2 separate regions of the Homo sapiens genome follow, and region 1 is linked to region 2. The links are chromatin contacts, found by Hi-C or POLR2A ChIA-PET in ENCODE. All regions are on one chromosome and are shown on one strand. Each heading gives the region's core, a stretch centred on a gene start or an enhancer-like site at or near the end of the contact. The rest is flanking DNA. Distances are from core to core; before and after follow the strand shown. Region 1 holds the start of ICAM3 (intercellular adhesion molecule 3). Region 2 holds the start of ZNF317 (zinc finger protein 317).

Region 1 (6,712 bases), core at 1,145-3,644, 1.2 Mb after region 2:
AACATGGTGAAATCCTGTCCCTACTAAAAATACAAAAATTAGCTGGGCGTGTTGGCATGCGCCTGTAATCCCAGCTACTCAGGAGGCTGAGGCAGGAGAATCGCTTGAACCCGGAAGGCAGAGGTTGCAGTGAGCCAAGATTGCGCCACTGCACTCTAGCCTGGGGGACAGAGTGAGACTCTGTCTCAAAAAAAAAAAAAAAGAAAAGAAAAGAAAAAAAAAAGTAGCCAGGCCTGCAATCCCAGCTACTGGAGAGACTGAAGTGGGAGGATTGCCTGAGCCCAGGAGTTTGAGACCAACCTAGGCAACATAGGGAGATCCTGTCTCTAAAATAAAGGTATAAAAAAGTGTAAATGTAAAACCTCCATTTGCCTACTGCTGACTGAAAGGGGTACCCCCTTTTTTGCTTAAGAGACAAGGGTCTTGCTTTTTTGCACAGGCTGGAGTGCAGTGGTGCAATTATAGCTCACTACAGCCTTGAACTCCTGGGCTCAAGCGATTCTCCCACCTTGGTCCCCCAAGTAGCTGGGACTTCAGGCATGTGCCACCATGCCCAGCTAATATTTTTTATTTATTTTTGTAGAGACGGGGTGTCCCTATATTGCTCTGCCTGGTCTTAAATTTCCGGACTCAAGCAATCCTCCTGCCTTGGCCTCCCAAAGTGTTGGGATTATTGTTGGGGCCAGGCGCAGTGGCTCACACTTGTAATCCCAGCACTTTGAGAGGCTGATGTGGGCGGAACACCCCGTCTCTACTAAAAATACAAAACTTAGCTGGGCATTAGCTGGACCTGGGAGGCAGAGGTCGCAGTGAGCCGAGATTGCACCACTGCACTCCAGCCTGGGCTACAGAGTAAGAGACGCCATCTCAAAAAAAAAAAAAAGCTTGTTGGGGCCGGGCGCAGTGGCCCATGCCTGTAATCCCAGCACTTTGGGAGGCTGAGGTGGGCGGATCGCCTGAGGTCAGGAGTTCAAGACCAGACTGGCCAACATGGTGAAATGCCATCTCAACTAAAAATACAAAATTTGCTGGGTGTGGTGGCGTGCATGTGTAATCTCAGCCACTCGGGAGGCTGAGGCAGGAGAATCACTTGAACCCAGGAGGCGAAGGTTGCAGTGAGCCGACATCGTGCCACTGCACTCCAGCCTAGGCAAAAAGAGCGAAACTCTGTCTCAAAAAAAAAAAAAAAATGCTTGTTGGGGCCCAAGTTAATTGATTTCACAACTGCTGCCTTGGCATGAGATTGAGATGCGTCTCTATATCTCTGTCTCTGTCTCTGTGTCTCTGTCTCTGTCTATCTTTGTATCTCACACACAAATGTCCAGGTCTGAGCTCTGGGTCAGAACTGTGGTCCATTCTTTGCAAACTGAGGGTCCCCACTCTCCTGAGCCATTGGCCACTTGCCCACACCACTACCCAAGACCAGTCCCACCTCCGGACACGTCGACTCACTGTACACGGTGATGTTAGAGGAGCCTGTTATCTGAGAGCCATTGCAGTACACTGAGCAGAGGATCCGACTGTTGCCAGTCACGTTGCTGAGATTGAAGGCTGCCCAGCCCATGCCACTGGCCACCAGCTCCTTTGATAGGGACGTCTCCAAGGCGATTTTCTCAGAGCTGGGACAATCAGTACTGCAGTTCACAAACAGGGACCCTCCAGCAGAGAGCACAGGGTTCTGGGGCTCCACCCGCAAAAGGAACTCCTGCCCCTGGACACCTTCAGGAACATGAAGAAGTCCTGGTGTTTGTTTCCTTGTCCCCCAACCCACGCATCAACAGGCCCCACCATTTAACACCTCTCTCCTTGTGCCGAGACAGAAGGGTTCCTGCCTTCATGGTCCAGTGGGAAAGGTAGAATCCATCAGAGACCGGGGAGAACTCAGAAGGAGGCCAGAAGAGGCTCTGATCCAGCATAGGAGGAGGTGAGTCAGGGAAGGCTTCCTGGAAGCGGGGACCATTGCAGCCCGAAACTGAAGGCTAAGTAGGAGTTAGCAAGTGAAAGGGACAGGTGATCCTGGCAGAGGGAAGCACATACGCAAAGGGCAAATTTCAGGAGTTCAGATGGAGCAGGAAGCATGAGGGGTGTGTGTGTGTGTGTTAGGGGAGAGGGATGGCGTACAAGCCTATGCTGGGGCCTGACCACCTGAAGGCTGAACTAAGGAACCAGAACTTTCTCCCGAGGATACAGAGTCAGCGGCCAGGTCGCAGTGTGGCAGGATGTGAACAGCGTTGCGTTCTATTCCTCTACCCTCTACTGATCCCCAAAACGCAGCCCTCTCCAGCCCTCCCCGGCTTGACTGGTCTCACCTGGGGTCAGCAGACAGCAGACCAGCAGAGTCCAGCAGGCCCTGGGCCACAACACGGATGGTACCATGGTGGCCATTCTGACAGAGGAAGGTGCCTTCCTGAGGTGCCCGAAGGGCAGGCAGGGGAAAAGGCGGGGCCTCCCACTGCGACGGAAGCACAGCGGTTAAGATTGCAGAAGTCTGGGGACTGCACCTTGCCCAGGCCTGTGGGTGGAAGGGGATGCTGTGGCCCTTGGGGGCCAGGGTGGGGGACCCAGACGGGGCTCTGCAAAGTGGCCAGCACTGCTGAGTCTCCCCCAGGGAATGGGCTGGTCCCAGTTGCACTGCTGGCCCCCATTTGAATTCACAGGAAATGCTAACTAAACTGGTTTCTTTTGTTCTCAGCACTGGGAAGCCTGGGTGGGGGGGATGAGGCATCTCCTTCTGGCTGAACTTAGGTGGGTAGGGGAATATTCTGTCCCCAGAGAGGAAGTTAATGGGGAAAACTGTAGGCACCATTGTGTAGATGTTAAGGTGGGATTTCGAGGAAACATTAAAAAACAAAAACAAAAACAGAAACAGAAGCAGAGTCTTGCTATGTTGCCCCGACTGGTCTTGAACTCCTGGCCTTAAGATGGCCTCCTCTCATCTTGACCTCCCAAAGTGTTGCGATTACAGGCGTGAGCCACCACGCCTGGCCACCTTTGAAGATCTTGAGGATACCTCCCTATCTTTGAAGATCTTGGGGATCCCCCATCCCCTGCACAAAGAGCTAAGGTAGGTGATTTGGGGACAGCTGAGTCCCTGAGCCACTGTCTATCCAGGATTCTACTTGGTTTTTGTTTGTTTGTTTTGAGACAGAGTCTCACTCTGTCACCCAGGTTGGAGTGCAGTGGCGGGATCTCGGCTCACTGCAGCCTCTGCCTCCCGGGTTCAAACGATTTTCCTGCCTCAGCCTCCCGAGTAGCTGGGATTACAGGCATGTGCCACCACGCCCGGCTAATTTTTGTACTTTTTGGTAGAGACGGGGTTTCACCATGTTGGCCAAGCTGGTCTCAAACTTCTGACCTCAAGTGAGCTGCCCGCCTTGGCCTCCCAAAGTGTTGGGATTACAGGCGTGAGCCACTGCGCCCGGCCTTCCAGGATTCTACTTGTAACTGGCCTTTACCCCATCCTGTTGTCCCCTTGCCCACCCTTCCAGGCAGCTGGTCACTGCATTCCAAGGGAAGGCGCCAAGGGGACCAGGTGGGACCCCCACCTTTGACCTGCCTCTGACCTCAGGCCTCTGACCTGCCTTCTGGGCTTCACATCTGAGCTCCAGAGAGAGAGGCCTTGTTGAGAGCCTTGATGGGGCCCTGCACTCACCCACTTTCCCCAGACCTTGAGGTCACAGCACCTCCTCTCTCATCTAGAGCACCCCCACCTTCCTAAGCAGGTCCCTCCTCTATTCCTCTACCTTCCGAACAATCCATTTCCCACCTGGTGTTGAGAGAGCAGCTAAAACCCAAGTCTAGTGTATTTGTAAACAGCAGGGACCAGTAGCATGGGCCTGGTGCCTGTAGTCCCAGCTCCTTGGAAGGCTGAGGTGAGAGGATCGCTTGAGCCTGGGAGGTCAAAGCTGCAGTGAGTCGAGATTGTGCCCCTGCACTCCAGCCTGGGAGACACAGTGAGACCCTGTTTCCACAAAAAAAAAAAAAAAAAAAAAAGATGTCGGACTTACTGGCTCACGTCTGTAATCCTAGCAGCACTTTGGGAGGCTGAGGTAGGTGGATGACGAGGTCAGGAAATCGAGACCATCCTGGCTAACACAGTGAAACCCCATCTCCACCAAAAATATAAAAAATTAGCTGGGCATTGTGGCGGGCACCTGTAGTCCCAGTTACTCAGGAGGCTGAGGCAGGAGAATCACTTGAACCCAAGAGGCGGAGGTTGCAGTGAGTGGAGATTGTGCCGCTGCACTCCAGCCTGGGTGACAGAGCAAGACTCTGTCTCAGAAAAACAAACAAACAAACAAACATATATATATAATTTATAATACTTACGTAATAGTGAGACCCTGTCTCTAAAAATAAAAAAGAAAGAAATATTTGTAAATAAGTCATATTTCTTTTTTGTTTTTTGAAACAGAGTCTCACCGTGTCGCCTAGGCTGGAGTGCAGGGGCACAATCTCAGCTAACTGCAATCTCAGCCTCCTGGGTTCAAGTGATCCTCCCACCTCAGCCTCCCTAGGAGCTGAGACCACAGGTACACACCACTGTGCCTGGCTAATTTTCTGTAGAGACGGCTTTCACCATATTGCCCAGGTTGGTCTTGAACTCCTAAGCTTAAGGGATCTGCCTGCCTCGACCTCCCAAAGTGCTGGGATTATAGGCGTGCCCTGCTACACCCGCCAGTAATATTTCTGATAAAGAAGTATTTCTGGGCCAGGTGTGGTAGCTCACGCCTGTAATCCTAGCACTTTGGGAGGCTGAGGCGGGCAGATCACGAGGTAAGGAGATCGAGACCATCCTGGTTAACACGGTGAAACCCCATCTCTACTAAAAATACAAAAAAAAATTAGCCCCGTCTCTACTAAAAATACAAAAAAAAATGGTGGCAGGTGCCTGTAGTCCCAGCTACTCGGGAGGCTGAGGCAGGAGAATGGCGTGAACCCAGAAGGCGGAGCTTGCAGTGAGCCGAGATCGCGCCACTGCACTCCATCCAGGCTGGGCAACAGAGTGAGACTCCATCTCAAAAAAAAAAAAAAAGAGTATTTCTGGGCCAGGCGTGGTGGCTCACACCTGTAATCTTAACACTTTGGGAGGCCTAGACAGGCGGATCCCTTGAGGTCGGGAGTTCCAGACCAGCCTGGGCAGCATGCCAAAACCCTGTCTCTACTAAAAATACAAAAAATCGGCCAGGTGCAGTGGCTCACGCCTGTAATCCCAGCACTTTGGGAGGCCGAGGCGGGCGGATCACGAGGTCAGGAGATCGAGACCATCCTGGCTAACACGGTGAAACCCCGTCTCTACTAAAAAAAATACAAAAATTAGCTGGGCATGGTGGCGGGCGCCTGTAGTACCAGCTACTTGGGAGGCTGAGGCAGGAGAATAGTGTGAACCCGGGAGGCAGAGCTTGCAGTGAGCTGAGATTGCGCCACTGCACTCCAGCCTGGGCGACAGAGCGAGACTCCATCTCGAAAAAAAAAAAAAAAGTACAAAAAAATCAGCCAAGCTTGATGGCACACACCTGTAGTCCCAGCTACTCAGGAGGCTGCAGCGGGAGGATTGCTTGAGCCCGGGAAGTGGAGGTTGCAGTTAGCTGAGATTGTGCCCCTGCACTCCAGCCTGGGCGACAGAGAAAGGTCACCTACACATGTTTAAGGGGCCTCTGCACATATCTCAAGCCATTGACAAGAAAGCAAGTACAGTCTGGATTGCAAACAATGTATAATTTAAGCTCCAGCTGATTTTTTTTTTTTTTTTGAGACAGGGTCTCAGTCTGTCACCCAGGCTGGAGTGCAGTGGCATAGTCTGGGCTCACTGCAACCTCTGCCTCCCAGGTTCAAGTGATTCTCCCGCCTCAACTTCCCAAGTAGCTGGGATTACAGGCATGCACCACCACACCCAGCTAATTTTTTGCATTTTTAGTAGAGACGGGGTTTCACCATGTTGACCAGGCTAGTCTCAAACTCCTGACCTCAGGTGATCCGCCCGCCTCGGCCTCCCAAAGTGCTAGGATTACAGGCGTGAGCCACCGCGCCTGGCCTCCAGCTGATTTTTGACAGCCACATTGTTGCTATAGGATCCTTTTTACGTGTGATGGTGATGGTCTCTGGTTCTCCTCATTCCCACAAAGGTTGTTGAACCACAGCACCAGTAACACTGAGAATGCTAAGGGCTCTAGCCCAGGCTTTCTCCCAGGTTCTCTGGTGTGCGCCCTCCTGGTGACAATGAAATTGAAGCTAATTGCTTTCACTGGTTGAGTCTCTGATCTTGAGTGGCTGTGTCCACATTTCATTTTTTTTTTTTCTGGTAGGAATAACTACTTTTCTGCATCCATGCTCCATAGACTCTGTCCTTTTCAGACATCCTGGGATAAAAAGATTTGGCTTTTTTTTTTTTCTTCTTCTTCCTGAGACAGGGTCTGGCTCTGTCTCCCAGGCTGGAATGCAGTGACATAATCATGGCTCACTGCAACCTTGACCTCCCAGGCTCAGGTGATCCTCCCACCTCAGCCTCCCTAGTAGCTGGGACTATAGGTGTGTGCCACTACACTCGGCTAATTTTTGTATTTTTTCTACAGAGGAGCTTTTGACATATTGCCCAGGCTGTTCTCGAACCCCTGGGCTCAAGTGATCCTCCCAACTCAACCTCCCAAAGTGCTGGGATTATTACAGGGGTGAGCCACTGTGCTGGGCTTTCACTCTTAGGCTATTAAACAAT
Region 2 (3,488 bases), core at 678-3,177:
GTTGCGGTAGCTGAGATCTCACCATTGCCCCCCAGCCTGGGAAACAAGAACGAAACTCCATTGCAAAAAGAAAAAAAAAAAGGAAAAAAAAGATGAGAGATGAATGTTGGCGAGGGCATCAAGCAAAGTGAACCCTAGTACATTGTTGGTGGGAATGCAGACTGGTACAACCTTTGTGGAAAACAGTATTCAGGCTCTTAAAGAAATCTACAACAGAACTACTATATGACCCAGCAATTCCTCTTTTGAATATATGCCTAAAAGAGATGAAATAATCACCTCATAACGATGTCTGCACTTTCATTTTCATTGTAGCATTATTTACAATATCCAAGTTACGGAAACAACCTGAATGTCCATTGATGCTCACATGAATACGAAATACAAAATAGCAGCTATGTAGTCTGAATAATATTCTATCTCTTTTGTATTTATATATGATGTCAACATTAATATCATATAATATTGATATATATTTCATATTATATTAAATATTAATATAATATGTTGTATATAAATATATACCTATTACATAATAGATATTCCCATTATGTTATATATCATGTAATATATTATATGTAATATATGTATATAATATACTATATGAAATACATATTATATATTATATGTATTATTATATGTATATATGCTATATATTATGGTGTATATATTATGTATTATGAAATATATATTACGTTATGTAATATAGATTATATATTATATATGAATATCTTATATCCATATATATTCCATACATACATTTTATATGTGTGTGTATATATATATATACGCACCATGGTCCATCCCCTCAATAATATATTTTCCAAAACCTCAAATTTCCTTCTCTCTGTCTTTTATAATACCTGCCCTGGATAATACTAACCATCTGTCTCTCCTGCCTATATAATTCTGCCCCTACTGGTTACATGGGAAGCCTTGGTTTCCTAAAGTGTTGAGATTACAGGTGTGAGCCACTGTACCCAGCCTGATTCTGGAATTTTGTATATGCAGACTCCTCCTGCTAAAATAATATATATTATATATAATATATATTCCATAATATATATAACATACATACATATATTATTTTAGCATATATTATATAATATACGGTAATAATACACATAATACATAATTATAATAAATATGATATAATATATATTCCATTGTATAAAACATATAATATATATAACGGAATATTATTCAACCTTGAAATAGAAGGAGGTCCTGACATTTATCACAAGATGGGTGGACCTGGAGGACATTACGCTAAGTGAAATAAGCCAGACACAAAAAGAAAAATATTGCATGACGTCACTTACATGAGGAACTTTTTTTAATCAAGAGAGACAGCTCAAATACACAGAAATAAAGAATGAGGCAGTTGGGGAAGAAAATGGGAAGATGTGGGTCAAAAAATACAAAATAGCAGATATGCAGGATGAACACCACACAGGTGATGGTGATTTTACGCCCTTCCCAAGGTGTCATTCAGAGGCACGTGGTCTCCATCTGACCCTCACTGGTGATATTGATTTGATCACCTGGTCCAGATGTTGTCCAATTTCTTCGCTGTACAATTTCTATTACTTTTTCTCCATTCCAACATACGAGCAGTTTATAGAGAGGCATTTAAGGCAATTCAAATATTCTGCTCGTCATGCAAATGTCCCCCAGTTGTGTCATGTAGATGACAATTCTTGCCTGATTCAACCTTTACCACTACGATGGCTACAAAATGCTGTGGGTTGTGGTTGAAAATTTGAGTCTTGAGTAGAAATTGGAGAAATATGCTGGACCGTCAGATTCCACCGGGGCACGGCCGCCATGCCAATCCAAACTTCAAAACTACAATTCCCAGCATCCTCTCCGCCCCGCTTCCGTATTAGACGCCGCCAATGAAGTCCCGCGAGAATTGGAAGGCGGCAGTGAAGCGGAAGCCATTACTCTCTGGAGTCGATTGCCCCGAGACACATGGGCCAAGGAGGGGTCAGCGGCGAATTCTTTCGGCCTGTTGGGGACCCCTCGTGTCCCCACGCCAGACTGGACCTCCCGTATGAACTTCTCTTCGCATCGGCGGCGGCTTCCGTCACCTCCGCTCCCCCGATCCTATTCCCAGTCGTGTAAGCCCTGCTTTCCTTAACCCTTCTCCCCCTCAGTTCCAGGGGTCACGGGAGGCCTATCTGGCGGTGAGGACTAAGAGGGTACGAGGGTCGGGGGCTAAAGAGCTAGGCATCCAGACGAGGGGTGCGTTTAGATCTCGCGATCAGCGATATGAAAAGCTGGGGACGCGAAGGATAAAATTGGACCATTGCAGCTAGTGATGAGAGAAGCATTGGTCACCTGATCCTGAAAAGCCCTAAGTCTCTGGTGGGGGCGGAAAAGCCCGGCTGAAGTGAATTCAAGAGTTTGGGGGCAGTTCAGGAGATTGGGGGGCGTCAGGATTTGGACATCGCGAGGAGAAATCACCTTCTTTCTGCGCTGTAGTCAATTTTATCTCGTGAATGTCAGCACATTGGTGTTCTTATTAGCACTTACCTTGAGTACCTTTTATATTTTTAATTTAAGACCTTCTGGTTGCACTTTTTTATTTATTTTAATTTTAGTGGACTCTTGTAAATAGCCTATATGTATATTTACTATTCAGTTCAACATTTTGTTAATTAACTTGAGTTAGTCCAGTTATACTTATCGTGATTATTAATATTTTCCATTGAATTTTACCGTCTTATTTTGTGGTGTGTCCTTTCCTATGCACATATTTTAACACTGGAAAATAGGACATACATGCAAAAAAAGTATGATTACACACACACGCAGACTTACACACACTTAAAAGGACAACAGTAAAGCGAATTTACAAACCAGGCCAAGAAAGAGATTATTAAATCTCAGAAAGCTGTGTGCCTCTTCTAAACTGCATCCTCCTCTCCCACCAATACTGTCTCCGTGGATTTGACTGCGTATACATCTTTTCCAGAAAATATATTTCCTAAATTTTGGTAATTATTTGTGAATGAACTCAGGCGCTTCAGTATTTTTGGAAACAATCTTTTTCTGTATTGATTCAAGCACACCTTTGTAATTTAGAGATTTCTAAATATCTTGTAGATGAAGTACTTACACCTAGCCATTCTTTTTCAGGAATGTCATGGCTTAAATTCTAGTCAGTTCACCAAATTCCACATACTGGACTTTTGTTTTCAAGTTGTGGTGAATCTATATTTGAACTTTGGGAATATTGTCGTTTTTATGCCATTGAGTTGCAGTTAATTGATTTACATCATTTATTTACATCTTCTTTAATGCCTTTCAATAAAGTGTTTTTTGTTGTTGTTGTTGTTTTTTCCTTTTTGAGATGGAGTCTCACCCTTGTAGCCCAGACTGGAGTGCAATGACAATCTCGGCTCACTGCAACCTCTGTCTCCCTGGTTCAAGCGGTTCTCCTGCCTCAGCCTCCCGAGTAGCTGGGAATACAGGCACCCACC

Evidence for each region. A loop is a pair of places that touch in the nucleus more often than their neighbours do. ChIA-PET counts read pairs that join two places held with the same protein, here RNA polymerase II (POLR2A). Pooled maps may share reads with other maps.
Region 1: a pooled map shows a loop between it and region 2 (5-fold over the local background). The contact joins the promoter of ICAM3 here to the promoter of ZNF317 in region 2. A Hi-C loop is called at or near these places in 6 of 50 pooled maps. POLR2A ChIA-PET finds 5 or more read pairs at or near these places in 2 of 52 experiments (BJ and HEK293).

The regions. Positions count from the first base shown.
Region 1 is chr19:10,337,230-10,343,941 of GRCh38, forward strand. It overlaps ICAM3 (intercellular adhesion molecule 3), which reads right to left and starts at 2,395. Exons shown (of 7, transcript NM_002162.5): 1 at 2,310-2,395; 2 at 1,453-1,719. The coding sequence starts at 2,385. RefSeq lists enhancers at 1,001-1,749, 2,035-2,134, 2,355-2,404, 2,498-3,245, 3,246-3,993.
Region 2 is chr19:9,138,470-9,141,957 of GRCh38, forward strand. It overlaps ZNF317 (zinc finger protein 317), which reads left to right and starts at 1,928. Exons shown (of 7, transcript NM_020933.5): 1 at 1,928-2,123. RefSeq lists enhancers at 1,591-1,690, 1,741-1,950.